Linked DNA regions of Homo sapiens: region 2 is linked to region 1. A link is an interaction called in ENCODE POLR2A ChIA-PET data of the cell type or tissue named here. Cell type or tissue: Panc1. All regions are shown on one strand.

What was found. Peaks named below come from ENCODE experiments on the same cell type or tissue, not always from the same donor. Only the 100,000 strongest peaks of a DNase experiment are listed, where the experiment ranks them.
Region 2: POLR2A ChIA-PET joins it to region 1 with 6 read pairs; 1 of 35 experiments calls an interaction of 5 or more read pairs at or near these places.

The regions. Positions count from the first base shown.
Region 1 is chr2:190,758,851-190,761,350 of GRCh38, reverse strand. LOC124907946 (a long non-coding RNA gene) reads left to right here and starts at 850. Exons shown (of 2, transcript XR_007087780.1): 1 at 850-1,259. RefSeq lists an enhancer at 343-1,542. In Panc1, no CTCF peak of the experiment used is centred here; a DNase peak (open chromatin) is centred at 1,440.
Region 2 is chr2:191,452,993-191,455,492 of GRCh38, reverse strand. No RefSeq gene overlaps it. Among named protein-coding and RNA genes, the nearest start is that of MYO1B-AS1, 210 kb to the right of the region's middle. In Panc1, no CTCF peak of the experiment used is centred here; a DNase peak (open chromatin) is centred at 986.

The DNA.
Region 1 (2,500 bases):
GGAGGGAGAGGCGCGAGCGGGAACCGGGGCTGCGCGCGGCGCTTGCGGGCCAGCTGGAGTTCCGGGTGGGCGTGGGCTTGGCGGGCCCCGCACTCGGAGCAGCCGGCCGGCCCGGCCGGCCCTGCCGGCCCCGGGCAATGAGGGGCTTAGCACCCGGGCCAGCGGCTGCGGAGGGTGTACTGGGTCCCCCAGCAGTGCCGGCCCACCGGCGCTGCACTCGATTTCTCACCGGGCCTTAGCTGCCTTCCCGCGGGGCAGGGCTCGGGACCTGCAGCCCGCCATGCCTGAGCCTCCGACCCCCTCCGTGGGCTCCTGTGCGGCCCGAGCCTCCTTGACGAGCGCCACCCCCTGCTCCATGGCGCCCAGTCCCATCGACCACCCAAGGGCTGAGGAGTGCGGGCGAACAACGCGGGACTGGCAGGCAGCTCCATCTATCTGCAGCCCCGGTGCGGGATCCACGAGGTGAAGCCATCTGGGCTCCTGAGTCTGGTGGGGACGTGGAGAACCTTTATGTCTAGCTCAGGGATTGTAAATACACCAATCAGCACTCTGTATCTAGCTCAAGGTTTGTAAAAACACCAATCAGCACCCTGTGTCTAGCTTAGGGTTTGTGAATGCACCAATCGACACTCTGTATCTAGCTACTCTGGTGAGGCCTTGGAGAACCTTTGTGTCCACACTCTGTATCTAGCTAATCTGGTGTGGACTTAGAGAACCTTTCTGTCTAGCTCAGGGATTGTAAAGGCACCAATCAGCGCCCTGTCAAAACAGACCACTGGGCTCTACCAATCAGCAGGAAGTGGGTGGGGCCAGATAAGAGAATAAAACCAGGCTGCCTGAGCTAGTAGTGGCAACCAGCTTGCGTCCGTTTCCATGTTGTGGGAGATTTGTTCTTTCGCTCTTTGTGGTAAATCTTGCTACTGCTCACTCTTTGAGTCCACACTGCTTTTATGAGCTGTAACACTCACCGGGAAGGTCTGCAGCTTCAATCCTGAAGCCAGCGAGGCCACCAGCCCACCGGGAGGAACGAACAACTCCAGACGCACCGCCTTAAGAGCTGTAACACTCACCGCGAAGGTCTGCAGCTTCACTCCTGAGCCAGCGAGACCACGAACCCACCAGAAGAAAGAAACTCCGAACACATCCGAACACCAGAAGGAACAAACTCCAGACGCGCCAACTGTAACACTCACCGCGAGGATCCGTGGCTTCATTCTTGAAGTCAGTGAGACCAAGAACCCACCAATTCCGGACACACTGTGAGTCAGGATCAGTCTTATTATAGCTAATTAGAGCAACCCCATTGCTAAAGAGTTTAGAGCCTGGGTCAGACTTCATGGTAGCAAAGCAATGTTTTATTGTAATAGTGTAATTAGGAATGTGTGGCAATATTTTAACCCCTCCTCCCAAGAGTTCCACAATGCTTTCTTAACATGTTTATAAATATTTGCTTTTGTGCCATTTTAGGGGAGCTTTCCGTACAAACATTTGGCTTTTAATGAGTCATCCACACTCTGATTCATACCCATAAGCTTCCTGCTTTGTTATCAGTGAATATTGGGCTCAGTAACTGCCTTACTTTTATAATTTACATGAATGAATATGGAAAAGGTGGTGGAGGTAGAAAGACATATTCAGGTAAATATAAAAACACCCTGGTTTCTTTACAAGAGATTGACAAATACGGCCCAATACCCTATCATTTAAAGTAAGTGCCAGAATTGTGATGGATTTGTGTTTGGCCTTAAAAAAAAATAAAAATAAAAATAAAAACAAAAACACTTGGATAATTCTACCTGATGTTACATTTTTCTTTTTTTTTTTCTTTTCTTTTTTTTTTTTTTTTTTTGAGATGGAGTTTTCCTCTGTCACCCAGGCTGGAGTGCAGTGACGTGACCTCAGCTCGCTGCAACCTCTGCCTCCCAGATTCAAGCAATTCTCTCTCAAATTGCTCAGAAGCTGAGCAATTCTGCCTCAGCTTCCCAAATAGCTGGGATTACAGGTGCGTGCCACCAGGCTCAGCTAATTTTTGTATTTTTAGTAGAGATGGGGTTTCACCATGTTGGCCAGGCTGGTCTTGAACTCCCGACCTCAGGTGATACGCCCGCCTCGGCCTCCCAAAGTGCTGGGATTACAGGCATGAGCCACTGCGCCCAGCCTGATGTTCCATTTTTCTAATCACCAAGTGTATTTATTAGCTAAGGGTATCCCAGAAATTAAATTACCAACATAAAATTTTACTTGTGCTATTATAATTTAGCTATTAAATCCTAAAATTATCAACTGAAAGCTACTGGAAAAATAAATACTTCTCTTTCTTTTCTCCATATTGAAAGTAAAGAGAATGAGGATCCTTAGCTAAGATTTTAATTAAATCTTTTCTGAGCCAGAATTGCAAAGCTTTTCTTTGTATAAATAAGGACTCGAGTTATAAAGCATAGAACTAGCAATGAGTCTATCTTGGTCCATTTGGATTGCTATAAAGGAGTACCTGAGGCTG
Region 2 (2,500 bases), 690 kb before region 1:
TCTTACAAAATTGTAGGAAATCAAATCCAGTAATATGTAAAAAGAATAATATTTCATGACCAAGAGTATCTATCTCAAGAATAAGAAGTTGGTTTAATATTCAAAAATCATGTGATACAATTACCAGGATTAATAATTAGAATTAAGGAGAAAAAATATATTGTCTTAATCAATACGGAAAAAGCATCATTAATTTCAAAACCAACTCATGATTTTAAACAAACTAGGAATATAAGGAATTTTCTCAATTTGATAAAGGGCATCTATGACAAACCTACATGTATTAATACCATCATGCCTTAATGATGACATATTACACCTTTTGCCCTAAGGAGCAAGAACAAGGCAAAGATACTCACTCTTGCTTCTAGTTAACATTGACTAGAGGTGTTAGCCAGTGCAATCAGAGAAATAAACGGCATAAATGTTGAAAATTCAGAAGTAAAACTCTATTCACAGACAATATGATTATTCATGTAGAAAATCCTAAGGAAACTGTGGCAGACACACCCTAAGGCAGGGGTCTCCAAGCCCCAGACCAGGAACGGGTACCAGTCCATGGCCTGTTAGGAACCAGGCCACACAGCAGGAGGTGAATGGCCGGTGGGCAAACATTACCACTTGAACCTCCTGTCAGATCATCAGCAGCATTAGATTCTCATAGGAGCATGAACCCTATTGTGAATTGTGCATGTGAGGGGTCTAGGTTGCGTGCTTCTTATAAAAATCTAATGCCTGATGATCGGAGGTAGAACAGTTTCATCCTGAAATTATTCCCCACCTCCAACTGTGAAAAAATTGTCTTCCATGAAACTGGTCCCTGGTGCCAAAAACATTGGGGACAGCTGCACTAAGGGACCCCAATGAGTTATACCTTTATATACCTTTATATATATAAGAAGAGTTATACCTCTTCTTGAGTGTGCAGAACCTGTGACTTGCTTCTAGTCAATAGCATATGACTAAGGTGATGAATTGTTTCCATGATTATGTTACCTTAGGTAAGACTGTCTCAGCAGACTGGAGGGAGAGATTCTCCTGCTGGCCTTGAAATAAACCAACATGTTGTGAGAGGCCTATAAGGTTCCATGGAAGTATTATTGAGCCAAGCTCATTCTGTCTGTGCACAGCAAGCCAATTGTTGTGATGATAGGTTTTGCACAAAAGCAAGAGTTTATTCATGAAGCAGCCAAGTGAGGAAGCAGGAGAACAAGTCACAAGTCAGCCTGCCCGAAGATGGGGTTTTAGGAATATTTATGGGATGGAGGAGCAAGGTGATCCAAGATATGGGAAAGGTGATTGGTGGGTAGGAAATGTGAGATAATTGGGGTTTCTGCACAAATGTAATTGAGCTACACGGCTCTTCACATGATGCATGTTCATAAAATGGTGGTGTCAGATGATCTAAGGGTGGAGTTTTGTCTCTCTGACGTCAAAAGGTCACTCTTCGGTCACCCGTACAGACCCAGAGTGGAAGGGTGGGTGGTCTCAACCAGCTTGAGTCGGAAAGAGCTGCCCCCTAGTTGCTGAAAAACAACTTTAAGCACCTGTTGCTATAGTGACCCACAGTCAGAGATGTTATCAATGAGGACGCTAGTGGGAGTTATGTACTGCTTGGCTTGCTAGTGGGAGTTTTAAGATCAACTAGAAGTAACTTATTAAAAGCAAGCAAGGCCAGTATCCTTGACTGTATCCTGTAACCCTGCAAATTTTACATATTAATTATCATAGCTGCTGTGTGAATTTTCTACTATTGCAAAACAAATAACCACAAAATTAGTAGCTTATAACTGTGTTTTAGCTTATGATTTCCATGGTTCAGCCTCTGGGCATGACTTACCTGAGCCCTCAGCTCAGGGTCTCACAGGTTGCACTCCAAGTGTCAGCTGAGCTGCGTTTCTCTCTGGAGATCAGGGTCCTCTTCTGAACTTATGCTGGTGTTGAGAGAATTCAGACCCTGTGGTTGTAGGGCTGGGGCTTCTGTTTTCTTGCTCAGCTGACACCTTGAGTGCAACCTGTGAGACTGTGACCAGAGGGCTCAGGTACGCCATGCCCAGAGGCTGAACCATGGAAACCATGAGCTAAAACACGGTTATAAGCTACTAATTTTGTGGTTATTTGTTTTACAACAGTAGAAAATTCACACAGCAACTATGATAATTAATATGTAAATTTTGCAAGGTTACAGGATACAGTCAATATACAAAAATTAATTGTATTTCTGTATACTAGTTGCAAATAACTGAAAAAATAGAATTTTAAGAATTCCACTTAGAATGTCCTCAAAAACTATACAATTATTAGAAATATATATTTCTATATATATCTAGATATATTTATATTTATATATAAGTATATATAGAAATATATATATTTCTACATATATAGAAATATATATATTTCTACATATATAGAAATATATATATTTCTACATATATAGAAATATATATATATATTTAAATGGAGTCTCACTCTGTCGCCCAGGCTGGAGTGCAGTGGC